4 separate regions of the Homo sapiens genome follow, and regions 2, 3 and 4 are each linked to region 1. The links are chromatin loops, found by intact Hi-C in ENCODE. Cell type or tissue: PC-9. All regions are shown on one strand. Each heading gives the region's core, and the rest is flanking DNA. Links, peaks and the distances in the headings are about the cores only. Region 1 overlaps GBX2-AS1 (GBX2 and ASB18 antisense RNA 1). Region 2 overlaps AGAP1 (ArfGAP with GTPase domain, ankyrin repeat and PH domain 1). Region 3 overlaps ASB18 (ankyrin repeat and SOCS box containing 18). Region 4 overlaps AGAP1 (ArfGAP with GTPase domain, ankyrin repeat and PH domain 1).

The links. Hi-C counts contacts between places; a loop is a spot of excess contacts. Peaks named below come from ENCODE experiments on the same cell type or tissue, not always from the same donor. Only the 100,000 strongest peaks of a DNase experiment are listed, where the experiment ranks them.
Region 2: it touches region 1 in a loop (15-fold over the local background); 97 of 110 quality-filtered maps call a loop at or near these places.
Region 3: it touches region 1 in a loop (4-fold over the local background); 3 of 110 quality-filtered maps call a loop at or near these places.
Region 4: a loop joins it to region 1, with 17 times the contacts of the local background. A loop is called at or near these places in 91 of 110 quality-filtered maps.

Annotation. Positions count from the first base shown.
Region 1 is chr2:236,176,923-236,184,606 of GRCh38, forward strand. The region is part of intron 1 of GBX2-AS1 (GBX2 and ASB18 antisense RNA 1); the gene reads left to right. Among named protein-coding and RNA genes, the nearest start is that of GBX2, 12 kb to the left of the region's middle. RefSeq lists silencers at 664-958, 1,164-1,458 and enhancers at 2,400-2,917, 2,918-3,433. In PC-9, for the core only: CTCF peaks have their summits at 4,126 (motif pointing left) and 4,325; DNase peaks (open chromatin) are centred at 3,309 and 4,119; H3K4me3 peaks cover 2,008 bases; H3K27ac peaks cover 1,955 bases.
Region 2 is chr2:235,776,512-235,784,195 of GRCh38, forward strand. The region is part of intron 6 of AGAP1 (ArfGAP with GTPase domain, ankyrin repeat and PH domain 1); the gene reads left to right. LOC105373942 (a long non-coding RNA gene) reads right to left here. Exons shown (of 4, transcript XR_001739943.3): 2 at 6,803-6,979; 3 at 446-530. Among named protein-coding and RNA genes, the nearest start is that of TNRC17, 260 kb to the left of the region's middle. In PC-9, for the core only: a CTCF peak has its summit at 3,102 (motif pointing right); a DNase peak (open chromatin) is centred at 3,100.
Region 3 is chr2:236,235,869-236,243,552 of GRCh38, forward strand. It overlaps ASB18 (ankyrin repeat and SOCS box containing 18), which reads right to left. Exons shown (of 6, transcript NM_212556.4): 2 at 5,412-5,534; 3 at 1,821-2,088. Among named protein-coding and RNA genes, the nearest start is that of ASB18, 25 kb to the right of the region's middle. RefSeq lists an enhancer at 2,639-3,269. In PC-9, for the core only: no CTCF peak of the experiment used is centred there; DNase peaks (open chromatin) are centred at 4,553 and 4,903; H3K27ac peaks cover 1,003 bases.
Region 4 is chr2:235,763,119-235,770,802 of GRCh38, forward strand. All of the region lies in intron 6 of AGAP1 (ArfGAP with GTPase domain, ankyrin repeat and PH domain 1), which reads left to right. All of the region lies in intron 3 of LOC105373942 (a long non-coding RNA gene), which reads right to left. Among named protein-coding and RNA genes, the nearest start is that of TNRC17, 250 kb to the left of the region's middle. In PC-9, for the core only: CTCF peaks have their summits at 3,314 (motif pointing right) and 3,513; a DNase peak (open chromatin) is centred at 3,323.

The DNA of each region.
Region 1 (7,684 bases), core at 1,826-6,825:
CTCCCGGCTCTGCCTCACCCTGAGCAGGTCCCGGAAGGGGATAGATAGGAAGCCGTCGGACGTCTGGGCCTGAGGGTCCTGGGCTGCAGCTGAGGCCACTCCCCATCTGCGGTTCTATTTGCCTAGTGGGCAGGAATCCCCGCTCTCCTCCACCAGCGGCCTGACTGTGTCTCAAAAAGGGGATAATTAATATAGCACGAGTTGATATGGGCACTGGGCACTGAACTCGATCGTGTAGCACACGTGGGCCGGGCGCCTGGCCCAGAGAGGATGCTCAGGAGGGCAGCTGCAGGAGCGAGCACGCTGCAGGGCGCTTGGGGAGCGCGGGCCAGCCAGGGGCGAAAGCCTGTGCTCTCGGAGTGAGAGTAGCCGTGGGAGGGCAGCCTCTGGGCTCCAGATTCTGGGGCATTATTTATTTATTTATTATTAATTGATTAATTAATTTTTGAGACAGAGTCTCACTCTGACACCCAGGCTGGAATGCAGTGGCGCAATCTCGGCCCACTGCAACCTCTGTCTCCTAGGTCCAAGCGATTCTCCTGCCTCAGCCTCCCAAGTAGCTGGAATTACAGGCACGTGCCACCACGCCCGGTTCATTTTTGTATTTTTAGTAGAGACAGGGTTTCGCCATGTTGGCCAGGCTGGTCTCGAACTCCTGACCTCAAGTGATCCACCTGTCTCGGCCTCCCAAAGTGCTGGGATTACAGGCGTGAGGCACCGCGCCCGGCCTCTGGAACATCTAAAAACAGACCAGAGGCCACCCAATGGAACAGGATGCAGTGTGACATTTCACAACATACGACGCCTCTCCTGGGAAGGGAGAGCTCGCGAGCGCCTCTACTGGGTGGGCGCAGCGCCATCCCCATTGCACGAACCGAGACGGAGGTGCGGAGGCCGTGTCTGGCCCTGGAGAGTCCTCCCTCTGTCGTCTGCTCTCAGCACCAAGTCTGGCATCGCCAGGGCGCCAGGCACGGCCTTCCCAGGGAGAAGCCTTTTCTGTCATTTTTGATTATTTTACTTTAAATATGTGTGCAAAACCTTAGCTACATTCTCGTGGGCCAGGGATAGGCAACGCGTGCACCTAGACCTCTTGCTTGCCCCCACACTCCGTCTCCCCAGGGCCACCCCCTCAACCCCCCCATGCCATCAGAGTTTTGAACACCGCTGGAGATGGCGGGGGGGAGGGGGGCGAATTTGGAGGCGGGACCCGAACTGCCGGCCAAGGACCAAGGGCTGGCCTCGCCCTTCGCTCCCACTGGGCACCGTTCTCGCCGCGGGACCTTGCCTTGAGCGCGCCCCCTGCGGGCCGCGGTGGGGATTGGCCCCTTGGAAAGAGGGAAATAGGCTGCGCGCGCCGGGGCGGGAGAGGCGCTGCCTCCAGTCCTCCCGGGTGGGGGTCTCCCCTCCGAGATCCCCGAGGGAACCCGTCCCGTGCACTACCGGATTTCCGGTCTCTGACCAGCTGGGGCTTCATTTCTACGCGTGCTTTTACTGCTCTCCTCCTCCTCCGGCGGTTTTTTTTTTTTTTTTTTTTTTTTGAAAGGAGCAAACATCCCCAGCTTTAATGCGGCCCAATTATCTCGTTTGCACGACTTAAAATGTTTCTCTTTAACTCATTTCAATCTAGTAAATATGCTTCAGCAAGTAGCTAATTTCTCAGGGATGGCTTCGCCTCGCCATTTGCATATAAAGCGCGTCGGGGCCCGGCCCCTTCTCCGAGTGCGCGAGTCCCTTCTTCCGGTGCGCGGGTGGCAGGCAGCCAGGCCTCCTAGTCCAGGGAGGTCGCCTAGGTTTGGCCTAGGGAAGGCGGAGTCTGGGGTCCGCGACAGTGCCTGGGGACCAGGGTGGCAGGGAGGGCAGGGAAACTTGGGCCGGGGAGGGACCAGGACCTTCTGAGCCCCCCAACTCCCCCGCCTCCCCGGCCTCCGCCGTCCCTTATTCCGAGGAGGGGCGCCCGTGGGGTAACACGTTGGCGCGAGGGTCGGGGGCGCATTTATCCTTAAGTGCGTTTATTAAATCGCGTCTGGAGATGGATGGACGTGGATACAGGAGAGGAAATCTCAGGGCTCAGTCGAGCAATCTCCTGGCTTTAAATTCCGAATAAAAGTCTCAAATATTCCCGGGTCATGGGGGCACTGTCTCATTAAAACCACTCTCGTCCTGAAACTGCAATGCAGACATTAAAGTGCAGTATTTTTCAATTAGAGCTGACGAATTCAATCAAAATTCCATAGATTAGGATGAAATGAGGCATGGGTCATTTACAGGGGAATTTAATTGCCGAGCCATTAGACAAATAGTATATTTGCCATTCCCGCGTTATCCATCATTTTCGACATCAATACCGGGGCCGCATCTCCCCGTCCCGCGGCCGCCCGGCGTCGGCTGTAAACACTCCCTTCCCTGTATCTTCTGATTATATCTGATTTCATTTAGGGCCATGGGGGATTATAAATGTTCACGCAATCAAGTTCATTAGGACTTCAAATCGCATTTCTGATTGGGATCGCTCTGCCGCCGTCCTCCCAGCGCCTTTCAAACCCCAGCGCTTGGCTTTCAAAACATCTTTTTGAATTTAAAGCCTCACATCCTTTTGTCTTCCGACGCCCCCTCCCGCCCCACCCCTCCCGGCGGCTGCAAGCTCTTCGGGCCTCCTTCCCGGGGCAACAGCCCTGAACCCCTCTTGCTGCCAGCGGGTCTGGGGAGGGTGGGGCTGGGCTCCGCAGGCTGTCGGAACCCCCTCCCACGCCGCGCAGCCGCGGGGCGCTCGTGTCCCTGAAGCCTGAGCTGGGCGTGGAGGACAGGCCCCGCGTGTTCGCGGATCGCGAGTGGGGGCCAGCCCCGCACCTCCCGTCCCGGCCGGGCGCTGCGGGTAGGGGGAGCGGAGCGGAGGGGGCGCCTCCCACCTTTGAATCTCCTGGCTGAGGGCCTCTGGGCAGCGATTACACCCACCCTTGGGGACTGGTGCTGGGGACCCCTTCCTGGGCTGGTCCCTTTCACTCCAAAGCCCCAGGTGAAGGCGGTAGCCGGTGGAGCAACGCGCTCTTCCTATCAGCAAACCCAAGAAACAAAGGGGGAGGCTCTTCTGGGGAGAGCGCGACAAGAAAGGCTCAAGACATCCCTTCCAGCACAGCTGAAAAATAATAGCTTAATATTAACTGCTTCTCATAAAAATATACTTTCACAGAGACACAGTTACAAGAAGCAAACCCTCATTTTATCCCGTACTTTGTGCTCATGGCTGTTAGCTGCCTCAGTAATTTAATTGGAATGGAACGTGAGAAATGTGTCATTTTTGAAGAATTTATGCATCACTTCCTAGAAATCTCATTGTGTTAACTAGGAGCCTACTGCGTTCTGTTTAGAACCCATAATCACATTTTTATGTGTCTGTATTACGAGTTAATGTGACCTCCTGTCTTTAGCAGATAAAAAAAATGTTCTCTTGCGATAACATCTGTATCAAACTCTGGCTTACATCAAATACGCCACAACCCTGGTTTTCCAAGGTTCTCCAAACTTACGAACTTTCTTAAGAGCAGGGAAAATAAATGTGAATGGAAAAAGCGTCTACCAAATGAATAATTACCCGCTAAATTAAAACCCTGTGTTAAACATAGTTGACAGCAAATACTGCATTCTCAATCATGTTTTTTGCTTACAAATTGCATTACAAAGAAATCCACCGTTTTTATCGGAGTGATTAAGCAAAGAATGTTAGGACTGCAGAAATACCATTCTGGAAAATTAGATGAAGGCTGAAAACCCAGCTAGTTACATTGCAATAGTAAATGTATAATTTTGTTAAAGAACACGTTTAACACACAAATGAGGATTGGGATGTTATTATGGTATCATAAAAAATTCAACTGAAAATTATATTTATTTATAAACACATTAACTATAAACTGCACATATTTAATACAAAGGAAGCAGGCAATTCCATAATCAATATTTTAATTATTGAATTTTTTATTATGGCAGCACGATTCTATATGATAGTTTACGAATCTGTAGTTTTCGTAGGCTCCCCTCCCCTTTATCATGTGAGCTAAGATCTTCCTGTTTTCCTCCTTTTTAAATTCTGGGGAGAGTAGGTTGGTGGGAGAGGGTAAGACCGTTTGCTTATGGCGCCACCTGCAGGCCTCTCTGAAAATGAATTTCAATACCTATTCAATCTTCCGCAGGGTTCTAGATTCCTCAGGCTTATTTTAGCAATTTAGTGAAATTAATTTTTGTTTTAACAGAGAAAGATGTTAACAATTTCAACGCAAATCCCGGAGTTTGAAAAGGATTTTGATGTTCTCAAACTACACTTAAATCCTAGAAATGAGATGCAGTATTGACCATAATTGAAATACAGGGGTTTCTGCATATCCCATCTGGACATAACAAATTTGACTAAGCAGTAATTTATCCTTAAAATAATGGAATAAAAGATACAACATTCCTGATTTATCCCTTGGCCCTTGGGCAGCCCTTAAAAGATGAAAAGCACTTGGCAAGCTAATAGCACCCGAAATTGTAGTGATTGAGCAGCTTCTTAGGTGCCTGGCGTGGACAGGAGGTGGGGGCACTGGAGTGGACCAGCTCATTCCGCAAGCCTGTATTTTACACCATTTCTGCAGAAGGTTAAGTGTTCTTTGCAAAAGTTCAACAGCCTGCCCCATCAGTGTGTGTCCAAAGGGTCATTTCAGAGATTGGAAATTTGACAATTATATACAGTTAACTGGGATCAGCAAATGCTCCATAGACTTAAAGAGTCAGTGGCTTTGATTTTCTTTAAACCATACTGAGTCGATGATTATCAAGTAACTTAAATCAACGTAAATATACTAAAAAGGCAGGCCTAATGCTGGGTTCAGAGTTTTAAACATAACACGTCACACAGTACTGGGTCTGTGTACTAATTGCCTGTGGACTGTGGATTGTGTCTGATGGTCCAACCATGAATGTTTCGTCCTGTCCTGGACATGGTTGGTGCGGACAGAGGCCAGCCTCCCCAGGACCAATATTAGTGGAGAGCTTCATTTGTGTATTTTATTTTTTTGAGATGGGGTCTCACTCTGCCACCCAGGCTGGAGTATAGTAGCACGATCTCAGCTCACTGCAACCTCTGCCTCCCAGGGTCAAGCGATCCTCTCATCTCAGCCTCCTGAGTAGTTGGGACCACAGGCATGTGCCACCACACCTGGCTAATTTTTTGTATTTTTGGCAGAGATAGGGTTGCCCGGGCTGGTCTTGATCTCCTGAACTCCAGCAATCCACCTTCCTAGGCCTCCCAAAGTGCAGAGGTTACAGGTGTGAGCCACTGTGCCCAGCCACTTCTTTTTTAATTCTCTGTCGTCAAATGACAAGTAATAATCAAAGACATTCAATAAAAGTTGGAGGCAAAATATTCCTCTGTTGTCTTTTTTTTTTTTTCTTTGACACAGGGTCTCACTCTGTCATCCAGGCTGGAGTGCAGTGGTACAATCATAGCTCACTGGAGCCCTGACCTTCCAGGCTTAAGTGATCCTCCTGCTTCAGCCTCCTGAGTAGCTGAGACCACAGGCGCATGCCACAATGCCCGGTGAATTTTCAAATTTTTGGTAGAGATAAGGTGTCACTGTGTTGCCCAGGCTGGTCTTGAACTCCTGGGCTCAAATGATCCTCCTGCCTCCCAAAAGGCGGGGATTACGGGCATGAACCCCTGTGCCCGGCCCTCTGCTATCTTTTTTTTTTTTTTTTAAAGTAGAAACAGCCAGTAAACGCATCCTTTACTCTTTTGTTACTTTCTGAATTTTGAGCTGTGTGAATGTGTCATTAAAAACTAAATTTGAAATTAAAGGAAATAATTTAGGCCTTGTAGAATTGAGTTTAGGTAATACACTCAGTGAGAAAAAGAATGATGTTCAGTGTGAACTGTGTAAGAAAGGAAAACGTTTTTAGACCCTTTAATAAAACAAACAAACCAACCAACAAACAAACCAGAATATATTTTGTTCACTGGAAAAGAAGTAAGCCAAGATAATTCTAGTCTTAAAGTAGAATGCCTCTTTAGATGTTTATCAACTAGCTTACCTCCCTCTCTCCTTCTTTCCCTCCCTGCTTCTCTAATTGCCTCCTTTCCTTTTCTTGGTTTTGTCTCCCTCCTCCTTGTCTTCCTCCTTCTCCATCTCCTCTTCTTCCTCCTTCTCTATCTCCTCTTTCTTTTTGTTCTCTTTCTCTCTCTTTTTTTTTTAGACAAGGTCTCACTTTGTTACCCAGGCTGGAGTGCAGTGGTGCCATCTTGACTCACTGCAAACTCCACCTCCCAGGCTCAGGTGATCCTCCCATCTTAGCCTCCCGAGTAGCTGGGACTATGGGTGCATGCCCCCACACCTGGCTAATTTTTTGTATTTTTGGTAAAGATGGAGTTTCACCATATTGCCCAAGCTGGTCTCGAACTCCTGGGCTCAAGGTATCCACTCGCTTTGGCCTCCCAAAGTGCTGGGATTACAGGTGTGAGCCACTGTGACTGGCTCTTTCTCTTCTTCTTATTGATATGGTTTGGATGTTTTTCCCTTCAAAATCTCATATTGAAATGTAACCTCCACTGTTGGAGGTGGGGCCTGGTGGGAGGCGTTTGAGTGATGGGGGCAGATCCCTCACGAATAGCTTAGCACTATCCCCTTGGTGAGGGATGAATTCTTGCTCTGGTGGTTCACGTGAGATCTGGTTGTTTAAAAGAACGTGGCACCTGCCCCCTCTTGCTCTCACTCCTGCTTTCACCATGTGACATGCCTGTTCCCCCTTCACCTTCCACCATGATTGAGCTTCCTGAGGCCCTCACCAGGAGCAGATGCTGACACCATGCTTCCTGTATAAGCTGCAGAACCCTGAGGCAATTAAAACTATTTTCTTTATATATTACCCAGCCTTAGGTATTTCTTAATAGCAATGTAAGAACAGACTAATATAGAAAATTGGTACCAAAGAGTGGGGTGTTACTATAAAGATACCTGAAAATGTGGAAGCGACTTTGGAACTGGATAATGGGCAGAGTTTGTAAGAGTTTGCAGGGCTCCAAAGAAGACAGGAAGATGAGGGAAAGTTTGGAACTTCCCAGAGACTGGTTAAATGGTTGTGACAAAATGCTGATAGTGATATGGACAGTGAAGGCCAGGCTGAGGAGGTCTCAGATGGAAATGAGGAACTTACTGGGAACGGGAGCAAAGGTATAACTGGTCACCCTTGTTATACCTAAGCAAAGAGCTTGGCTGCATTGTGTCCATGCTCTAGGGCTTTGTGGAATTTGAACTTAAGAATGATGACTTAGGGTATCTGGTAGAAGAAAGTCTGTTTTTTTTCTTTTTCTTTTTCTTTTTTTGAGATGGAGTCTTGCTCTGTCGTGCAGGCTAGAGTCCAGTGGCATGATCTTGGCTAACTGCAACCTCTGCCTCCTGGGTTCAAGCAATTCTCCTGCCTCAGCCTCCCAAGTAGCTGGGATTACAGCCACCTGCCACTGTGTTTGGCTAATTTTTGTATTTTTAGTAGAGATGGGGCCTTACCATGTTGGCCGGGCTGGTCTCGAACTCCTGACCTCAAGTGATCTGCCCACCTTGGCTTCCCAAAGTGCTAGGATTATAGGCATGAGCCACTGTGCCCAGCCTGATAGAAGAAATTTCGAAGCAGCAAAGTGTTCAAGAGGCAGCCTGGCTGC
Region 2 (7,684 bases), core at 1,167-6,166, 400 kb before region 1:
CAAACTTGTTTTTGGCTGTGAACCCCTCTTGTCGAGGGTCTCCTAAGTTGAAGGCCAGTGTGTAAGGCAGTGGGCAGTGCAGGGCGCCAGTATTTCCGCCCTCTGAATGTGGCACCACCTGTCCCAGTGGGCGTCACTCGCTCATGAGCAGCTATTCCCAGAGAGCCTCCTGTGTTGCAGGTGCTATGCCCTGCAGGGAGCGGAGGGCCCTCCCCCTTCCCCTTGCACACCTTGTACTCCAGGCACTGCAAGCTCGCACCCTTTCCTTAGCCTCAAAGCCTTGCTCTGAGCGAAAACCTGCCCGTCCCTCAGGCATCGGCACCAACTCGGAGCCCCTTTTCCAAAATCTCGAGGCTCTCCTAGCCCTTTCTTGGCTGCAACCTCTCTGGCTTTTCCGCCAAACTGGAATCAGCCTCGGAGCAGGAAAAGCTGGGGCCGTGCTCACCTTTGCTTCCCTTTGCTGAGTACATGGTGAGTTCCCAGCACGTTTTATCATGTGAGCGTCTGCTCTTGAGAGGCCAGGCTGGATCCTGCAGAGAAACGAGGAAGTATTAGACAGAAGTGATGCTGGGCGCGGTGGCTCATGCCTGTAATTCCAGCACTTTGAGAGGCCAAGGCGGGTGGATCACGAGGTCAGGAGATCGAGACCATCCTGGCTAACACAGTGAAACCCTGTCTCTACTAAAAATACAAAAAATTAGCCAGGCGTGCGCCTGTAATCCCAGCTACTCGGGAGTCTGAGGCAGGAGAATCACTTGAGCCTGGGAGGCGGAGGTTGCAGTGAGCCGAGATTGCGCCACTGCACTTCAGCCTGGGTGACAGAGCGAGACTCTGTCTCAAAAAAAAAGACAAAAGTGATTTCCTGAGCTGCTCCGAGCTGGAGACAGAACCAGCAGACATGGGACAGAAGAAGAATTACAGGTGTGAAGCGCCCGTGTGGGGCTGATTCCCACCTGCCTCCTCGTTATCAGCAGGCAGCCTTGCGTCTGCCTCTGGGAGCAGAAACCGTTGTTTCACCAGCAAATTACGCTGGCTGTACTCGCCATGTCCTGTTGCCATAGAGGACGAGTCACAGCTGTCTCACCTGCACCCCTCCAATCGCCTTCTCAGAATCCGACGCTGGTCCTAAGTGCCTTCAGCTGTCACCTGAGCACGTTCAAGCCTCCTGCCCAGCACCTTCCTAGAGCACCGCCATTGGCATAAGGACTAGGTAGGCAGATGTCCTGATAAAGGTGCACGCTCAAGTGTTTGAGACGTTAACGAATGATGGCTGTGATGTAATTGACTCAGTTGACACATACAGAGATAGAACAAATATGGCAAAGGACTTGTATTTATTGGATATTAGTGGGTTTATGGGGTTTATCTGTTGTATGTTACATTTTCTGTACCTTTGAAATGTTTGTAGTGGTTGGAAGGAGGGGACTTCCTTGGCCCCTCCTGGCTCTGCCCTGAGCCCGCTGCCCTCACCCTCTGCCTCAGACCTGGGCGATCTCATATCTGTGTGTTTCACCGAGGCACTCACATTTCTGGCCACTGAGACCCTTTCTCTGAGCTTGAGACTTAAATATCAGCTGTGTCCTTGACATCACACCTGGGCCCCAGCTGGGTGGCCCCTCTGTCCCTGGCTCAGGTTAGACCCCTGGGCCACTCTGACTCCCCTCCCTTCCTCCCTGTGGCTGCTTGAGCACCAGGTTGTATTGGTTCATGTACCTTGTACGACCCTTGCCATCAGAGCCCTGGCCCCAGCCACCATCGCCCCGCCTGGGTTTCCTTCTGCACTTTCCACTTTGGGTATCCACCCATTTCCCCCAGTTCTTTGACCAGTGCAGCCAGCAGGGAATTTTATTTCACGTCTAATCAGACAGCATCTCTTTAGTGTCTTTCTCAGACCACCACTGTGCTGTGGGTCCTGAGAGCCAGAAGGTTCTTCGAGGTTCTTAAGAGTCCCTGTCCTCATGCTTCCTGCTCCGTGCTCTTCCTCCTGCCCCAGGCCCCTCACTCACTCGCTCCTTATCTGTGAGCATAGAGCTCCAGCTTCTGGCTTCCCAGGGAGTGTTTCTTCCCCCTCTCCTCCCTAGTTCAGTTCTGAGGTCGGAATTCCCGGCTACCATGTGGCTCCCCTGACTGGAGACGCAGTGCCAGGGTCCTCATCTGGGAAACTGGTGATGATAGAGGTCCTGCCAGTGCTTGGAGCAGGGCCCCACACAAGGTAGGACTCAGCATGGCCTGGAGATGACGGTGGCCTCTGATGGCTGTGTTCTTGGTCTAGACTGTAAACCCCATGGGATCAGGAACAACCACATCTAGACCCTCATATTAGGGATGCCAGCCCGGGCACCACATCTTTGTCACCTGCATCTCTGTGGCCTCTCCAGCCCCGTGGCAGTCCTCACTGCAGGAGGCTGGCACCCTCTCTGTGCCTCACATGGATCAACTGACTTCCCTCACCAACCCCAAGAAGCATATCCTGTGTGTATGTTTTACAGATAAGGAAACTGAGCCACAAAAGGGCCAGGTAACTTGGTAAAGATCATGCAGGTCATAAATTGCCTCACTGAGCTGGGAACCCAGGCAGTCAGCTTCGGCGCTCCCCACCCCTGTTAGGCAACCTATGAACATTTACCAAGAACACAGACTCATCTGCAAGGAAGCCTCAGTAACTTGATGAGGAGCAGCTAGAAGACTCGAGGGAGAAAAATCCTTGTAGACACATCAGTGGATTCAGGTGACTTGTGTTATTTTTAAAATACAGCCTCGCCAAGATACAATTCACACAGTCTCCAACCTAACGATTTAGCTCTGCTTTTAAGACTGTGTTGGGTTTGACTTTTTTTGAGGGGCCTCGGCCACTCTTGGGTTGTTTGTAATCTAAAAATAATTGGGGATGAATATTGGTTACATTTCATCCCGTAGGACCTTAGTCTGTCTGGTCACCACTTACCCCTCCAGGCTCTTCGAATGCCATATTTGGCTATGTGAGAATTTGTCAGAGCTCAGCTCAGCACTCAGAACCCGCTGGCTCTCCGGGTTCTGCCCTTCAGCTCTGCGAGTCCAGAGCCCAAGCTGCTCCTTGGAAAAGCGGAGGCCACTAGATGGCAGTACCGCCCTGGCTAGAGGTGCCCTTGGGGCTGAGGCTCAGACATCCCTGCCCCTGGTTTCCTTCAGGTGAGATCATCAGTAACCTACAGGCTTTGCAGACTGAAGGTGAAAACCAGTTAATGTGCTACATCCATTTTAATTTGAAAGATACAATGAATTAAATTAGGCATAAAGTGAATGTGATAGGAAACTGGAAGCTCATGGCTGAAGCCTGGACCGCTGTCAGAACTGTGCAGCCTAAAGCCGGGACCCCTGGTAGCTGCTTTGTAAAGGGCAGCAGCAGCAAAATCCTCACCACTCGTGCTTGGAATGTACGCTGCAAAGTTTGTACTTAACAGCAAATGGCATAAATAGCCTCTATTCCATTAAAGAATTGGACTGCACAATCTCCTTAGAGAAAATTTGATGAAGCGGTTCATGCAAGACCTGGAGTGATGGTATCACCACGTTAGCCTAAAAGAGTGTTTGAAATAGGAGGTGACATTCCTGGGGGGGGCTGCCCCTCCCACCTCCACCCCTACCTCCTGTTTTCACCATTTCTTGATACAGTGGTGCCTAATTTTATTTCAAGAAGAAGATAGTTTGTTGCTTTTTTTCTTTTTTTACAGCTTTAAAAAATAAGTTGAGGAATTTAGGTTTAAGAAAATTAATAGCTACAGGTAACTGCAAAAGATATCATTGGCAGATGCAGCAAAATATATATATATGTATTTCCACAGAAAATTGGATTCTGCCCATAAAACTTAGTAATACTAATAAAGACAGGTCATTACCAGTTTTAAGCCAAGTAAGCAAACTCAAAGAGATCTTCTGTCAGTGTGATTCTTGGTGGTTTTTTATTTTTTTGGAGAAGTGTAAATCAGCTTTAGTGCAGCAAGCACACCACAGATTTGCTGAAATCATTCCTGCCCCTTCTGACGGTGGGTAGAGTTGCTCGGCCAAGTAATTTACAGTGCTGTGGCAAGGTATGTTTATATTTAAGCTGTGCAACGGTGTAGCTAATGAGAAAGATAAGAAATTTATAGTCCTTGGTGATTGATAGGATTACTGCCTAGGCATTAATTGAAATCTGAGGGATCACAGCTGTGGGTTTAAGTTGGGGGAAAAATTACTTCAAGTAAAGGAAAACTTTTAGATTTGCTTCTGAACATTTTGAAGATAGTTCTCCCGCTGACAGTCTGGTTGGTGGTAGAAACAGTTGATCCTGGCCGAGGCTGGGGTAATTATACTGAGATAATGATGGTATCTGCTGTGTAGCCTCTTCAAGGTAGGTGGTTTATAAGTGTGGGAAAAAAAATTAAATACTGTGGGGTTTTTAAATGGCTTTAAAATTTTACATGTATAAGAATAAAATTCTCTGCAGCCACTCTTTGCTAAATATTCTCTGGACAATTATTTAAGACATTTTAAAAAAAGAAACCCAAACTAATAATGACAGAGGCAAACCTGTGATATTAGTCATTGCCTTAAAATTTCCACTGATTATATTTAATCTGGGTATGTCTAAAGTAATCTTACAGACCTTTCCCTACCTGTCATTTTTTAAATGTACCATTCTTGTTGAAGCTCAGTCTTGTGAAAATGTCTAAATTTTCCCATTAAGTGCTTAAAAAGTAATAAAACTAAAGTCATTAGACTTCACTCATCAGAGCTATATTGGGAGAAATATTCTTTGGTGCAATAAATCTGTCCAGGGGTTCGACATTCATATCCCTTGGATTCATTCCCTGGAAATGGACGTTTGAAGGTAAATTGCTTAAGTAGGGCAGTTTAAATTTTTAATACAATCTTATTGTAACTGTTATCACATGATTAAAGTGCAAAGGGGCCTTAGATGTTTTGTAAGATTTATAATAAATGCTCTATGATGCCTTTTCTGTGCTGAATTATGGATGTTATGACAGTTAAATGCTTATAAAGGCCAGAAAGGCACAAATGAAGAGTTGGGTCTTTATTGGAGACTAAATCACACTTATTGAATGCAGACAGTTTTTCACTGGACACGTGTTCATTCCTAGATTCACAGTCTCGGAGGCACCTAGAAGCCTTCGTAAGCCAAACAGTATCCAGTGCCTCTCTTTTCTAATGCAGTGGGCTCTGGAAGGGTAAGGCCTGAGCCAATGGAAGCTGTTTTGAAAAATACCCAAATAGCAAATTATTGTTCCCATCACCAGTTGGCTTTTTTGGGGGGAGGAGGGACTTTTTTTTTTATGTAAATAATCTCATCAGAGGCCTGATTCTCTAATGGATGCCGCTAGTGTATACGGAGTTTCCGCATTCCTTTTGTAGAATCAAGGAAGCTTGAAGCTACGTCTTCATGCATCATGGGAGCTGTGATGCCCTTTAACTTTCTAGACCCAGTGACACAATGTGGTTCCTTTCATGTTCACTGTTTGGCCATAGTTGATTGGAATTGTTGTTTTAAGGCCTAGTTTAACTGGACAGCAGGACTAACTCTTCATTTCAGAAGGAAGGCCTGCAGCCCAGGAGATGGAGCTGGGCAGGTGCCCTCCTCACGAGAGGCTACAGGCCAGACGCAGGGCACCAAGAGCATGGCATTTGATTCAAAGCCATGGTTGAGTGGATTTTCAATCTATTTGAAGGATAACTTTGGCTACTATATAGTATTTACACTCCTGCCCATTTTTTTTTTTTGTATTTTTTCCATCAAAAGAGAAATCTGTTTTGAAAACAGAGGTAATGTCTTTACCATCTTTCTCATGTATATTATTTTTTGGAGGAAGGAAATAGCCAGTTTTCTATACTTTGACAATGTCACCATTTGCCATCTAAAATTTCACAAGCTGTAATTTGCCTTTTACTTACATATCTCATCCACAGATGTATTTGAGTGTCCACAGTGAAATGGTTGCATTACTTTCAGATTACTTCCTTTAATTCTTTAGATGGGTGCTAATGGTTTGGGTTATTAACTGGCACAGATCTGAGTTCTTTTTGTCTATGCTTGTTGTTTTTTTCCCCCTTCAAAATGAATTTGCAAAAGCATCACTAGAAAAGCTTATGTGTAAACATTTATGCTAGTAATAGATAAAAGGTGCTGTGTAGCAGTACCAGTGGGAGAACGCTGAAGCCCAGAAGGAAAGTCTACCTTCTTTGGAATAACTGAATAGGAGTCCCAGTCACCTATTCCCACTTTCTCTTTAACTATCACCCTTGGATGGTATTGAGGAAACCGTATTGCATGCCTAATTTTCACAGCGTTCAGTATTAAGGTAAACCTACTGATTGTGTTTAAGTTGAAGTATACCTTTTCCAAGTAGCTGTGTAACTGGCAGTGACAGAATAGGTGTTGTATGGGAGGCAGCATTTTCAGCTGTAAGTGCAATAAATTGTGGTTTGTTTATTTTAGTTTTTAACCTTTTAGACTACTTTGTGATCGGCAGGAGATTGTGTGTGTGTGTGTGTGTGTGTGTGTGTCTAGGTTGCAGAGTGAGGATCTGGTCAGTGATTGACACTTGTTTTCAAAGTGTTCACCATGAATTTTTTTTCTTAAATACCATTTTTCTCAGTGAGCTTTGAACCATGATGTCACCAAAGACAAAGTGTTTCTCAGGCTTTTCTTAGTGAAAGATACTTTCCTAAGGTAGTTTATAGCAAGATTTGGGGATTAAAAAAAAGAGTTGAATTTATGGCCTGAAGAGTCATTATAACCTTTTACCTATAGCTAACATTTACATACCTCAGGTCAAATAAATTTAGATGTATGCTTAATGTTCTAAAAGCTCTTTGTTCCTTGCTCATCCTTGGCCGGACCAGAGAAGTTATTGATAATCAGGTGTTGCTTTCTTTGTGGTAGGACATCACCATGTTCTCATAGAGTCCTGTTAGGAAGCAGAGGACGGACTGCTGTGTGTCACTGTGGAGAGAAAAAGACCTTGTGACGTCCCTGTCATCACAGGATTCTAGTATCTTGTTATGCCAGAGATGTGGTTTGAAAACTTGTTTTTATGGACGTACCCACAAAACATTATGCTCTGTGGAAAGAGGCACGCACAGAAAAGAATGATTCCATTTATATGAAGTTCTACAACGGGCAAACTGATTGGTGATGAAAGAAATCGGAAGAATGGTTGCCAGGAAGTGAGAAGGAGGGATTGGTTGGGGTTGGGGGTGGCCCAGAGGAACTCCTCAGGGGGATATTTTCATCGTGGCTTGGGTTACACGGCATCTGTCAACATTCATGGACCGGTACAACTAAGATGTTTTGCATTTCACAGTATGTACATTTAATCTCAAAAAAAGAACCTAATAGTTAATCACGTGCATGTTGAAATGTGTGGGAGTGAACTGATGCCTGCACCGTAGTTGAATTGCATCAGAAAATGAAATGGACGGACGGACGGACGGATGGACGGACGGATGGATGGGTGGATAGATATATAATAAAGCAAGTATGTAGCAACATGTTACAATTATAAAATGTAGCCGGAGTGGAAGGAGGTGTTCGCTTTCAAATTTTTTTTGTATGCTTAAAAAATGTGTTAATAAAATATAGGGGGAAATCAAAAAAATTGTTACTACATTAAAAATGTCATTGTAGGTCTCGTACATTAAGATGGGT
Region 3 (7,684 bases), core at 1,493-6,492, 59 kb after region 1:
TTTTTTGTAGAGATGGGGTTTTGCCGTGTTGCCCAGGCTGGTCTTGAACTCCCGGACTCAAGTGATCTGCCTGTCTCAGCCTCCCAAAGTGTTGGGATTACCGGCATGAGCCACCGCACCTAGCCTAACAGTTATGTTCTTAATCATACCGTGTGACCTAGGTATTTATTCAAAATGCATAAAAGCATATGCCCATTCAAAGGCTGGCACACAAATGTGCATGATAACTTTGTTTGTAAAAGACCCAGACTGGAAACAATCAAATGTCTCCCAACATCTGAATGGATGAACATAACATACTGTGGTTCATCCATACCACGGACCGCTACCCAGGAATAAAAGGAATGAACTACGGACACACACAGCAACACAGATGAATCTTAAAATAATTATGTCGAGCGAGAGAAGCCAGATAAAAGACTGCAGATTCCATTTATACAAAATTCTAGAAAATTCAGACTAAGCCAAGTAATAGAAAGCAGATGCTAGGGATGGAGAGTGAGAAAGGGGCCAGTGGGAGGGAGAACCGTGGGCACCGTGAGGCCACAGGGGGAATGATAAATATCTGCCCTCCATGGACTGCGGGGTGTTGCACGAGTGTATAAGTCTGCGGAATTTATCAAATTGTACGCCTTAAACACGTGCCGCTTGCTGAATGTCAATCACACCTCGGTAAAGCTGCTTTTAAAGAGCATTGCTAGAACCTTGTTTCCTTCCTCTTTCTCAAGACTGGCGGGGGTCCACGTGGCCCCCTGATCCCCCCTCTGAACTCAAATGACCTTTCTTAGGTGGGTCCCCTGCCTGAGTCCCTGAATGCCCAGCAGTCCCGCCTGCCTGCGTTGCTGCCCCTGCTGGGCAGGACATCCAGGCAACTTTGACAGTCGGTGGAGAAGCAGCAAGGGCGATGCGGTTTCTGAGAGAGCCGCGCGGGTTCCCAGCACTAAACGTGGGCGACTTTCCTTAATCTTCCCCCAGAGACAGAAGGCCATGCAATGACAACTCCAAGGGCAGGGGCTGGAGCATTTTGACTAACAGAAAAGTCAGGATGACACAATGCAAGCCGAGAAACCCCACACGAGTCCTGTGCAAAGACAGGTGGCCCCGCTGCCTTTCCGAGACCCGGAGCACACGCTGGGAGGGCGCTCTCTGGGGACGGGGGCTGCGGGACCCCCAGACCCCGCGCCCGGGCGCGAACTAGCTGAGCGGCCGCTGGGCCTCCCTAGAGGCCGGCACAGCTCCGCTTCCGAGCGGGCCTGGAAGCCCCGCCCGAGGAGCTAACCATTTATGTCACACTGTGACAATTATTCTGCATAAAATTATCATTAAAAACCCTAATTTTTCAGCCTCCAACCCCGCCAGTGGCCTTTTAGCATCCCCGGCGCCGGCGGCTGGGCTGTGATCACCGCGCTCATTACCTCGGCGTGGCGCCTCCCGCGCGCGCTCGCAATCAAGCGCTAATTAAACCCGCGGGGGCCGGGGCCGGGGCGCGGGGCGGGGGCCGGGGCCGGGGCGCGGGGCGGGGGCCGGGGCCGGGGCGCGGGGCGGGGGCCGGGGCCGGGGCGCGGGGCGAGGGCCGGGAGGTGCCAGGTCTGGGGTCCCGGGTCAGGGATCTTGGATCTGGGTCCCGAGGCAGGGGCCGGGGTAGGGACGGGGCGGATGCGGGTCTGGGGATCCAGTGGGCAGAGTCAAGGGTGCAGGGTCTGGGTCCGGAGGCGGGGGCTGGGACGGAGGCGGAGGCGGGGTCGGCGGTCTCGTGGGGGGAGGCGGGCGTCTGGTCTCGGGGCGGGGCGGACGCCGCGGGCCTGTCCCGAGGTCCTTACCCGAGCGAGGCGGCCGTGCGGCAGAGGTGCAGAGGCGCCAGGCCCTCGGCGCTGAGCAGGTCGGGGTCGGCGCGGTGCTGCAGCAGCAGGCGGACGCAGGCGGTGTGGCCCCCGAGGCAGGCCTCGTGCAGGGCGCCGCGGCCGCCGGGGCTGGCGTCTGGGTCTGCGCCGCGGCCGAGCAGGTGTCGCACGCAGGCGGTGTGGCCGTGGGCCGCGGCGATGCACAGGGGCGTGGTGAGCTCACGCTTGTACTCCAGGGTCCAGAGGCCTGCGGGGAGGGAGGTGGGATGTAAGGTCAGGGGGAGGTTAGTTGTGGTGGTGGTGGGCGGTGTTCCTTAAGGCGGAAAGAAAGTGAAGCCGTCTCTTAAAGGTAGGTACCAGGTAGGCATGTAGGGAGAAGAGGATAGAATCAGAGACGCACACAGAGACAGAGAGCAGAGAGACACACTGGGAAGAGACAGGCGTAGACAGAGGAAGAAATACAAAGGAGAGATTGAAGGCTAAAACCGAGCTAGAGAGATGGGGCGCCGGGTATTGAGAAGCAAGAGGATTTTGCCAAATACGGGGGTGACTGGGAAATGGGGTCAGTTAAAAGCTGTCCAAGCAGGGTGCACGGTAGGCGAATTTAAGTGAGGAATTCACGTGTTCCAGGCCCTGAGTTAGGGCAGCTTGAAAGAGGAAAGTGGGTTGTGGAATTTTCCCGAATCCAGCACTCCCTTAGCTGAGCTCCAAACTTGTCCCTTTATCATTAAGAAGAGACAACAGACAAAACAAACTGACCCACACATCACCAAGGTTGTTCAAGAAAAGGACTCAGAGAAAGTTTAGCTCTCTTGCAAGTGGCTGAGTTTTCAGAAGCACACTTTGATGTGGTGGTCCACATTCAGCACAATCCTGGTTTGTTTCTTTGCGCTTTTTAGGGGTGTGTGTGTGTGTGTGTGTAGGGTTGCTCTTTCTTGAGGGATGAATGGAGCAGGTGCTATACATTTTTACTTCTCTGAAAACTTTGGCACTTTCAAAAAGCCCGTGGAAGGTTGTTAGCGGCCAGGAGCGCTCGTGGAAATGGGGGATGTAGTCCCTGGTGAATACACATCAAGGGGCAGGATTTCACATGGCAGGAAGGCCTTCTGATAATGATGGAAGAATCGATACTGTGGCTGTAATGAGCCGCAGAGGAGACCCTTTTCACAGGCCACCTCCTTCCCAGGACCCATGCTGAGCAGCCTTGAAAGTCCATTCATTAATTACCTACCCGCATGTGGTGCCGAGTTCCAGCCGCCCTGAGTCCCCAAGGCCCAGCCTGGAGCTTGTTGTGCACTCAGTGGGGGAAGGGGGGCCTGTGGGACTGGCATGGAATGGTGGTGGCCAGAGGCCCCAGGGACATGGACCTGCATGGGTTTGAGCTGCCCTTCCCAGTGAAGACCAGGTCGGATCTGGAGGGGGTGATGGATGTAGTCTATCTACATTGTTATCCCCGTGATAACAATAACCTACATTCCTGCAGGTGCCAGCTCTTGGTTTTTTGATTCGATTTGTTTTTCTGAGAGATGAAAACTACTTACTGCCTTCTCTGGGAAATGCTAAATCCCCAACCCAGCCCCACCCTACCCTAGCGCTCAGTAAACCCACCCTGGATTCCTGAGTCTTCTCAGGGACTGATGGGGAGAAGCCATAGGTGGGGATCTAGCTCAGCCACAGTGTGGGCCAGCACCGTCTCCAGGTCCTTGGCGATGCAGTCAGGAAGTCTGAATCAGCTTTCTGTAACTCCCGCCCTCTGGTCCCAGTTCTGCCACCAGGAGGGACGTGAATTAAGGCTCAGGAAGCCGGAATCAGCTTTCTGTAACTCCCGCCCTCTGGTCCCAGTTCTGCCACCAGGAGGGACATGAATTAAGGCTTCTCTGCATGTGGTGTGTCCCTCTAAGCATCAGCTCCCCCATGTCAGTGCTCTCTATGACTGTGGGCTGGATGGGCCAGCATTCTATCACGGAGGGGCACCGAGGTGGTGGCCACTGGGGACCTGCTCCCTGTACTCAGATCAATCCCTTCCCCACCAGGGGAGCTGGAATTGGCCACCGGGAAGTCTTTTCATGGGAGAGCACATGGGGCCACTGCTTTCAAACAGGGTCTGGTCGTTTCTGCTGCTGGATCTGCTGCAGGGCAGTCAGGTGTCTGTGCCGGAGGAGGCTGGAATCCAGGCAGCCTGAGCTTGCCTCCCTCTCTTCCCAGCCTGTGTGGAGGCCTTGGGCCACTACTCACTGTCCGGGCTGCCGTTTCCTCAGTACCAGCCCACATCCCTTTGCTGTGGGCGTGCTCCAGTATCCTGTCGTCCAGGTGTACCACAGGACAGCAGCAGAACTTAGGGGTGGGAAGATTCGGGAGGGAAGGAGGAAACTGATTTTGGATACAGAATGTGCAAATGATGGGTGAACATGACTATCTATTTGAAATTGTGACATTTGTGTGTGTGTATGTCCAGGGCTGCCGTTGGTATTTTTGGTCTGGGATAGGTGAGGGAGAGGAGGCCCAGAAGGGGTCGGCTGCGACATGCAGCCCCAACAGGAACTGCCATTTGCCTTTCCTGCAGCCCCCACCGCCTCACTGGTTGGCAGGAGCTGCTCGGCCCTCTGACAGTGTTTTGAGTTTATTCTCTTCTCCCCGTGTGAGGTATAAACAGAACTGTGTCAGTTCTTTGGAAGCCAACCTTCCGCATTCTTTGCCTGCCAGAGCTTAAGAGTCAGGGACATGGGACACTGGCCGCCGGCCACTGACCTCAGATTCTCAAATCCCATGGTCTGGCAGAGCTGCTGTAGATTCCAACGCATGTGAAACTTCTTGGTAAATATGTTGCATCTGAGCTGGTGGCGGGTGGGGTGCCCAAAGCAGGGTGCCATCCGAGAAAGCCCCAGATGCAGCATGGTGGTCAGCAAGTGTCTGCACATCTTGAGTGGGCAGGGGGAGGAGGGGACCTCTTTCCACTTGGGAGGTCTGCTTGTCCGCCCAGCGCACAGTGACCATGTTCAGGCAGCAAGAGCACCTGCAGACACGTATGAAGTCAGGACCTCTGGTTTCTTCCTTTTTCCTTCCCCATTCTTGGGATTCCCCAGATTCCAGGAGGAGGATCTACAGAGAGTCCTGGGGTCCTGCCTCTACTGATGCTGGCTGTGCCCCTGCTGTAGCTGTGGCATTTGCAGATTCATAAAGGACCTCACACAGAGCTGTGTGCCAGAGGCTGCTCCGGGCGCAACTGAAGGAGAGACTTTCCTTCTTCAGCACCCACCTCCCTGGCTGCCAGATGCAGGCACGGGCAGCTCCACACCTAAACCAATGCTCCTTTGTAAAGACAAGAGGCACACCCAGCGTCATCGGATAGGCATTCCCACCAATCGCTGCTTTGCCTTTCCAACTGGATCTCTTATAGGCCATCACCTAAAACCTACACTTTACTGCGAGCAAACTTCATCAGATGTCCTTTTCTTGTGTACGTTAAACCCAGTGCCACTGTGCCCAGTCTACACACGGGAGCCTTACACTCCCAGAGAGTATTAGTAGCCCCTTAAAAATAAATGACTGAGCTTTAAAGAACAAGGGTACCTGATAGTCCAAACGTGGCTGGAGATTTCACCTGCCATTCCATCTCATCCTTATTGATCTCAAACACCACGTTGGCATCCTGGAAGAACTGGTCCATGAGGGGCTTCAGATGGTCGAGGTCCCCTGCGACCAGGGCAGTGTGGTACTCCTGCACCGGGGACCCTGCTCTAGCTTGAGGATCCTTCTCTGTCTTTTGAAATATTTGAAGTTTTCCTCTCACTGGCCCTGGCTGTCTCTCCATTGAGATGCCGTCGATTTCAGAAGAGTTCTTCAGGAACGGGAAAGATGGTCTTATGGAGTGTGAGCTATTTCTATTGTCATTACTCAATTGTCATCCAGTTGGGGCTCGATGGTGGTATATTTATAACTCCTGTGGGCTCCGATGTGATAATGGTTACTTGATATGACCAGGGGCATGTGAGCACTGGGATGCCGCAGTACTCAGCCACCCTCTTTGTGATGATACAGATGCTAACTCTGGAGACAGACACATCTGGATAGCTCCAAAGCAGCTCTCCATGCACCGAGGGCAGACTCCCAGCACACATTTAATTGTGATGGACTCATTTATCCTGCTGTTGGGCAGATGATTCCCCAGTCTTAAATAGCATTGCATTTACCTGTTTATGTGGAGTAAGTGACTCACTTACAAAAATGACTTTGGTGACCAGAATACTTAGCAAATAAGTAATATCCTCTCAGATTTTTTTTTAAAGTACTATATTTGGAATCTGGAAATAAAAGTCTTATGCTCAGAGGAAAGAAACAAGTATTTATGAAGCACCCGATGTACACCAGTTGCTTTTTAAGTATTACCATATTTATTTCTTTACTCCCAATAACAACCACATGAAGGAAATAGCATGGCCACGGCCGCCTGGCTAGTTAGCAGCTGTGCTATGATTGGAACCCATGTGCGTCTGTCTCAAGAGTCCATCCTCTGTCCCCCACGCCACTCTGCTGGCTTCCAGTTGCATCAGGTAGGACCTACTCAGAACTGGGCCAGCACTGTCAGGAGCCACTTTCCAGAGAGGCCTCTTGGCTGCCCAGGATTTAGTCTTTCTCCAAGCGAAGGCGGTGCCAGGTAGCAGGACCTACTCTCAGGGTGATAGGGCTGAAAGGGTCTGTCTGCTGTCACTAGTTGGCGATCTCCACTCCCAGCTCTTGTATGGTTTGGGTGCTATGAATTGTTTGTACATTTATAAATAGTTGGGAAAAATCAAAAGAAGAATAATATTTCATGATACTCACTGCACCCTCCACCTCCTGGGTTCAAGTGATTCTCCTACTTCAGCCTCCTGTGTAGCTGAGATTACAGGCATGTGCATATCACCACGCCCTGCTAATTTTTTTTTAAATTATTTTTCGTAGAGATGGGCTTTCACCTTGTTGGCCAGGCTGGTCTCAAACTCTTGATCTCAAGTGATCCGCCCACCTCGGTCTCCCAAAGTGCTGGGATTGCAGACATGAGCCACTGTGTCTGGCCAATCCCAGCACTTTGGGAGGTCGAGGTGGGAGGATTTGTTGAGTCCAGGAGTTTGAGACCAGGCAAGATAGCAAGGGTCCCCCCATCTCTACAAAAAAAAAAAAATTAGCTGGGCATGGTGATATGCACCTGTGGTCCCAGCTATTTGGGAGGCTAAGGTGGGGAGGATCACTAGAGCTTGGGAGGTCAAGACTATAAGGAGCCATGATTGTGCCACTGTACTCCAGCCTGGGCAGTGGAGTGAGACCCTGTCTCAAAAAAAAAAAAAAAAAAAAAAAAAAAGGGCTGGGCGCAGTGGCTCACGCCTGTAATCCCAGCACTTTGGGAGGCCGAGGCGGGTGGATCACGAGGTCAGGAGATCGAGATCATCCTGGCTGACACAGTGAAACCCCGTCTCTACTAAAAATACAAAAAATTAGCTGGGTGTGGTGGTGGGCGCCTGTAGTCCCAGCTACTCAGGAGGCTTAGGTGAGAGAATGGCGTGAACCCAGGAGACGGAGCTTGCAGTGAGCCGAGATCGTGCCACTGCACTCCAGCCTGGGCAACAGAGCGAGACTCCATCTCAAAAAAAAAAAAAAAAAGAGTAATTACTACCTGAAATAAGTGAAGCTTGTCTTTCTCGGTTTGAAGAGTGTCTTTTAGCTTTTTTTCCCATCCATGTTCTCTGTTGCCATGACCAGTGATGAGCAGATGTGTGTTCCAAGGGTTGTGGCCACCCTGAGGATGTGTGAAGGAGGCCCCACTGGACACTGAAAATGACCAGGTTCCAGATAAGTGTCCCTGGGTG
Region 4 (7,684 bases), core at 983-5,982, 410 kb before region 1:
GACTTTATAGCATACTCTTTCACATACACGTGGAGCATCCCTAATCTGAAAATCCAAATCTTAAACTGGAAATGCTCCAAAATCCGAAATGTTTTGAGTGCAGACATGGCACACAAGTGCTCACGCAGAATTTCGGATTCCAGGTTTTCAGTTTAGGGATGCTCAGCCTGCAAATATTCCACAAAAAAAAAAAAATTAAAACACCCTGGTTTCCAAGCATTTTGGACAAGAGATCCGCGACCGTGAAACTTTTCCCACCCTGTGGTTATTGATTTTTGCACGGCATTTCCTTGAGCAAACAGAACAGCTTTTGGACCCAGTCTCCAATTAGACATTTGGTTGGTTTTTTATCCCTCTGTATTTGATTTAGATGAGTGCTTCCGTGCATGGTTTTCTTTACTGAAAGCTGTGTCTCTGTCCTTCCTAATTTCCCGAGGATCCATCTCTGGAAGTGAGACTGTGTGTCCACATCCTTCAGAATGTTAAGGCTTTGAATCCTTGGTGTTGACTGGCCTTCCAGGAGACCTGTCCTAATTCAGCGTTCTCCAGCAGCTGCCCTTTTTCTGCACCTGGCCACACTGGGTATATTCATTTTGAAAACCTCTATCAGTTTATACACAGAAGTATTATTTCATGTAAGTCACCCCCAAATATGAAAATAAGTCCACGTCCTGTAATCTGTTTTGTTATCTGATTTCCCACCTGTCCTAGGTAGGAAAGGTGTACTCCTGAGGATGACACGTGGGACCCAGGCAGTCCTTGCTGCTCTTACAGATGCGCGCTTTTGGGGTCATCAGGCGGTTGCAAAGGTGGGAGCAGCCGTGCTCCCCAGAATGCTGACAGCACAGAGCACTGGTCTGAAGATCTGTGTGTGGCTGTGATCCGTGCGTGGCTGTGACCCGTGCGTGGCTTTGGCCCGTGCGTGGCTCCGGCCCGTGTGTGGCGGTTGCCCATGTGTGGCTGTGACATGTGGAGGCGAACTTCCACGGCAGAAGTGCCATGCTTCCGTAAGCTCTTCCGACTGGTTGGTAGGCGCTTTTATCGGCACATGAGCACCTTACAGACAAATATCTGAAGTACACTTCAAAGGAGGCAAAGAAAAAGCAAAACTGCCAGTTCCTTGAGCATGGCTGTGTGTCGTTGGTGCTCTGAAGGGCTTGAGAATCTCTCTCTACCCTTCATTTTCATGCACAGAAACCGATTTTCAGGGAAGAGCTGTGGCCCACCACGGTCGCTTCAGCCCCTCCCCGTTGCCCATGTTTATTCCTTTTCTGCCTTTCCTCATTGTCCATCTGGACTGGGGATCTTGGTCACGTAGATCCATGTTTCCCAGGCACCTAAAGCACATCCCCCCCACTTTGGTGATCGTAAAAATCTGTTATTCCATGTTTGAAATATCAGGATTTCAGAACTCAGTCACTGACAGGTCACTGCCACAACAGCTAAAGAATTAAAACCCAAACATGTCTCCTTATCTCTGCTGCGTCCTGAGTCGGCTCGGCTGCCTGCATGTTCCCACCCCTGATGGGGGCACCTGGGAGCGCCCGTGGGGTGGGGGCATCTGGGAGCGCCCGTGGGGTGGGGGCATCTGGGAGCGCCCGTGGGGTGGGGGCATCTGGGAGCGCCCGTGGGGTGGGGGCATCTGGGAGCGCCCGTGGGGTTGGGGGCATCTGGGAGCGTCCGTGGGGTTGGGGGCATCTGGGAGCATCCGTGGGGTGGGGGTATCTGGGAGCGTCCGTGGGGTTGGGGGCATCTGGGAGCGTCCGTGGGGTGGGGGTATCTGGGAGCGTCCGTGGGGTTGGGGGCATCTGGGAGCGTCCGTGGGGTTGGGGGCATCTGGGAGCATCCGTGGGGTGGGGGTATCTGGGAGCGTCCGTGGGGTTGGGGGTATCTGGGAGCGTCCGTGGGGTGGGCGTATCTGGGAGCGTCCGTGGGGTGGGGGTATCTGGGAGCGTCCGTGGGGTTGGGGGTATCTGGGAGCGTCCGTGGGGTGGGCGTATCTGGGAGCGTCCGTGGGGTGGGGGTATCTGGGAGCGTCCGTGGGGTTGGGGGTATCTGGGAGCGTCCGTGGGGTGGGCGTATCTGGGAGCGTCCGTGGGGTTGGGGGTATCTGGGAGCGTCCGTGGGGTGGGGGCATCTGGGAGCGTCCGTGGGGGTGGGGGTATCTGGGAGCGTCTGTGGGGTGGGCGTATCTGGGAGTGTCTGTGGGATGGGGGCACCTGCGAGCGCCCGTGGCAGCTGCTTTGCTTTCCCCATGGGTGGTAGTCTCACGCTGCCCCCACAGGCCCGGCCCCTCCAGTGGGAACATGTGCCTGCACTTTTTAGTCGAACATGTAAATTAATCAGCAGCAGTCCAGCCTAAAAAGAGAAGCTGAACACTGTTCGTTTGGGGGCTCATCGGCTCACTGCCGCGTGGTCAGTCCTGGTGCCGTGAGCACAGCCAACCGGACTGTACCACATGTTCCCTTCTCCCTGGGCTGAGCAATCGCTTCCCCGCTAAATGTTCGGCAGCACTTTGCCTTGTACGTGTCTACGTCTGCAGGAGGGGCTGTGACTCATCCCCAGCCAACTGTATTCCAAGCACAGCCATAGTTCAGAGTGAATCTTTATGGTCTGTGAATTCTGGAGTTTCAGAAAACTCTCTCATTCAACGTTGTGAGTAAACCGTAAGAAAAAATATTGAACACCAACATAGTCATCTGGGTACTGGGAAATACTCCCATGCCCGCACCAAGATTTCATTATTCAATGAAAAGTCCAAGGTAGTGCTTACATTTCTGGCCTGACCTCTAGATGTGTAGAATTTCAGAGCTGGAAGGACAGAGACCCCACCTAGCTCGACCCTTCCCTTCACAGGTGGACAGGACCGGTCTTGTCAGATAGAGTGTTTAGTAGCAAGGCAGGTGCTAGAAATTAGGTCTGTATCTTTTGGCTGCACAGTTCGATTCTTGTTTTATGAATGTCGTACTTAGAAGCCATTGGCTACATTAAAAAACTTGGTAGTGAGCTAAAATAAAATGCTCCTTTAAGTTATAATTGTTTTTAGTAAAATTTAAGCCATTTTAACACAGGGTGCTTGGATTAAATGCAGTACGATAACACATCGATTATTTTTATAAGCTAACTAATAAAAATTCACAGAGCGTTTTCTGCATGCAACAGAATATGTGGGTAACAGGACATTGGGTCTGTGACAAGGTCTGAGCTAGAAGGACCGTATGGCCCATGAAGCACAGTGTATGCAAGTGCTGTTGTAATTTAGTAAACCGCCACTAGGGGGCATTGAAAGCGCGTCTAAGGATTATTCTCCTGCGCAAATGTTTTCCTTTTGCTGTCACCATGGAGAATACAGATATAATAAAACACACTGGTTTAAGAGACCATTTAGACCTGTAATAAGATACACTCCGTAAAGCGTGTGAAGTTACTGGATCAGCAGCACACAAATGCAGAAGTAAAAAAGTTTCATTCATTGGAATGAGGAGGAGAACACAATTAAAAAGATGAAATGTTATATTCTGTGGTTAAAGAATTCTACATTCTGTGGTTATATATTCTGTGATTTTGCCCTGCATGTAACTTTACAGAAGAATCAAAGAAAAGTTGGCCAAAGATACAAAGTTTTTCTTTTGTATTTTTTTGAGAAGGAGTCTGGCTCTGTCGCCCAGGCTAGAGTGCAGTGGTAAGATCTCGGCTCACTGCTACCTCCACTTCCTGGGTTCAAGCAATTTTCATGCCTCAGCCTCCCGAGTAGCTGGGATTATATGTGCGTGCCACCACACCGGCTAATTTTTTTTTTTTTTTTTTTTTTGTGAGATGTAGTTTTGCTCTTTTGCCCAGGCTGGAGTTCAGTGGTATGATCTTGGCTCACTGCAACCTCTGCCTTCCAGATTCAAGCAATTCTCCTGATTCAGCCTCCCAAGTATCTAGGATTACAGCCCGCCACCACGCCTGGCTAATTTTTGTATTTTTAGTAGAAATGGGATTTCGACATCTTGGCCAGGCTGGTCTCAAACTCCTGACCTCAGGTGATCTGCCCACCTTGGCCTCCCAAAGTGCTGGGATTGCAGGTGTGAGTCACTGCACCCTGGCCTGATACTTCTTTATAGAGTATAATAAATGGACTTATTATTTAGCCCATCATTCTCTCTTAACAGAATGCACCAAGAGTTTCTCTGGCTTGAGTGATTGGCCAGGCACCTCACGTTAGCGTCTGCAGCCTTGAATCGGGAGGCAGGTTGGGCGCAGGCTTCTCGTGCGCACCAGCGAGCACCCGGGCCAAGCGTGGAGGCTCTGCGGGCTGGGGGTCCGGCCCACACCATCAGCCTCTGTGCAGCCGTTGCTTTTTCCGTTGACCAAAGCCATGACCTTACCTTTATGCAGTCGTGTTCAGAGAGAGATGAAGCCTCAAAGGCAAAGTCAGACTGACACTCCTGGGAGCATGACGGGAGTTGATCATTTTTTGGAAATGTAGATATTCCGTTTACAAATCTAAGCACCGTTACCAAGAGTGGTAAGTTTCTGCAGGCAGTAGGACCTTTCCAGAGGATTAGCAGCTGCTGTGTTCCCTGTGGGGTTGGCAGTGGGCTGGGGGCACAGCACGGATGGGATTGTAATGTATACCATTTATCTTGGTATAGAATCTTCCAGTTTCTTGTCTTTTTTTTTTTTTTTTTTTTTTTTTGAGACACAGTCTCGCTCTGTCGCCCGGGCTGGAGTACAGTGGCGTGATTTGGACTCACTGCAACCTCCGCCTCCGAGGTTCAAGCAATTCTCCTGCCTCAGCCTCCCAAGTAGCTGGGACTACAGGCACCCACGCCATCATGCCCGGCTAATTTCTGTATTTTTAGTAGAGACAGGGTTACACCATGTTGGCCAGGCTGGTTTCGAACTCCTGGCCTCAGCCATTCCACTCGCCTCTGCCTCCCACCGTGCTAGAATTACAGGTGTGAGCCAACATCCCTGGCCAGAGTCTTCTAGTTTTTGAAGGTTTTTTTCTTTTCCCTCTTAGTTTTTCTTACCCTAAGATAGAGGGCTTCTCCCTACCAGTTTTTCGTTTGTTTATTGTTTTCACCCTTTATTTTCTCTCACTACACAAGGTTCATTAGAATTTGAGAAATTGTAGCATCTCATATTAGAACACTTTCAATTTCTATATTTGTAAAATGGGACTAATTGTATTTTCAGTACCTCAAATGAGAAATAGATCCAATCACAAACTCAGTATTCTTCAAACATTTTCTCTATCAGAATATGTACAAATTGAATGTCTAGAATTTATAAAGATTTTGGAGAATTTTACTACTTTCAGTATATAGAGTAGTGAAAATTTGGCAGAAAGTCATGAGAAAAGAAGTTAAGTAAAAGTGGGTATTTCATCAGAGCGGAGAGCCACATTCCCCTTAGGAGGGTAGCTTTCTCAAAGTAGTCTTTTAGTGCCAAAGGACAATGTTTTACCATCCTCTAAGATGTAGGGCATTCTGTGGGGAGCCAATGGGTAGAGCTGGGGCCCAAGGTTCAGGTGTTGCAGTCGAATCAGTAAACTCCGGCGGCATCCAGGGATGTGCACGGTGCCGGGGCACATTCACAGAACCTACCTGCAGGTGGGCACGGCTTTGTAGAGAGGGTAGGCACAGCCGCCGTGGGATGAAGCCTGCTCCCAGCACTGTTAGCGGTTGACAGTGTTGTCGGGGATCTGGGCAGCCATGTGGGCCAGGCCCCAGTTTGGCCAGCGCTGCAGCTTCCTCTCTCTGATTCATCGAGTTCCCAGATCTGTTTCTTACAGAAGAAGAAACACCTGCTGCCGAAATACAGTTTGAAAAACCCTGATCTCAGAAATAGGATTCCTGATGACAGACCTTAGCAAATATTCCAATAATTATACCAACTGTACTAAAGATCCCAGTACTCGAGTAATTCACCATAAATGAGTGAAAATTATTCAACTGGATTAGAAATTGCCAGCCTTGGATCCTTTTCTCAGATATTTTGTTTTCCTGGGTATTTTCCCTCTTCTGGGTTCTTAGTGCCCGTCCCCCGTAGCTCCGTCACACAGTCCTGTTGCTGCTACCTTGGGGCCCAGGCGTGTCTTTTGTCCCCCAGTGCCTGGCACGGTGCCCTCCAGGAGTACTCCTGGGATTGGTGGCAGGTCATGCAGTCATTGCTCACCAGAGCCAGGACATGCCTGGGCTGCTGAGTGGGGCGTGCCCAACTCTTTCTGCTTTGAGTTTTCTTTTTCCTCCAGTGGCAAGGTTTGCGTGGTCTTCACTCTTTTGCAGAAAATTGTTGGCATTGCATCATTGGCTTATGCTACTAAATAATGTTTTAAGGAATTGGAGTTTTGCGAGGAGATGGTGACAAGCCTCACTCAGGTCTTTGGTTTCTGTCCTCCTTCCTGGGCAGGCCCTTTGCCCAAATGGTTGTTAAAGAAATGCAAACAGTTAGTTGTTCCGTTCATGCTGTTGCGTGAGATAAGTTAGGATGCTCTTGAAGAAGTTTAGTGACATTCAGAGGAAATCCTTCCAACACAATATACAATTAATTGCTGTAAAATATCGTGGTCAAAATCTCGGGGAGGCAGTGAAAAAAAAACGAAAGCAGTGACTAAAGGGCATCTCCAGGTGCCGCCTCTCACCTGGTCCTGGATCATGGGGGAGGCACAGGCGACGCTCCGAGGCAGCCTGGCTTGTGTTAGCTGAGTTCTGCTTTGGCACAGGGGAGGGAGGACATGGCCCTCGGCTGCCAAGGAGCATCCAGTCCTTTCCAAGGACTTTGGTTTTCCAGAGTTACACTTCACATGTATTTCTATTAAGATACACACTTATGTATGTTTCATATATTAGCAAGTGTATCTCATATCTTCTGAATACACACATTTAAACATGTTTTTGTGATTAAAATAACTTGTTTGTAAAAATACAGGAAACTGTAAGACAGCAAGTAAAAATCACCTATAATCCCACCTCCTAGTAATAACACATATATATACACACACATTTTTTTCTTTCTTTGTTTCTTTTTTTTTTTTGAGACGGAGTCTCACTGTATCGCCCAGGCTGGAATGCAGTGGTGGGATCTCCGCCCACTGTAAGCTCCGCTCCCCGGGTTCATGCCATGCCATTCTCCTGCCTCAGCCTCCCCAGTAGCTGGGACTACAGACGCACGCCACCCCACGCCTGGCTAATTTTTTTTGTATTTTTAGTAGAGACGGGTTTCACAGTGTTTGCCAGGATGGTCTCGATCTCCTGACCTCATGATCTGCCCACCTCGGCCTCCCAAAGTGCTGGGATTACAGGCGTGAGCCACCACGCCTGGCCTCTTTCTTTTTGAGACAGAGTCTCACTCTGTCACCCAGGCCGGAGTGCAGTGGTGCCATCTCGGCTCACTGCAACTGCCGCCTCCTAGGTTCAAGTGATTCTCAAGTGGGGGCTCCGGAGGGTTCCTGCATTGCCCATGATGGATATTCACGCAATCATAAAATCTCCTAAAGTAGAAGATTTAAATAGAAGCTTAAACTGAAGGACAAGGCTTAGAACACTCAGAATCATTTCAGACTTTTATTTAAACTGCTTAGAAAAGCTGGTGGATTTTGAGAAAAAAATTGCCTTTCATGGATTATCACAGTCAGTGCTAGGATAATTAAGCTCAAAGTGGCAGATTCCAATGCTTCAGGAATGTCTGACCC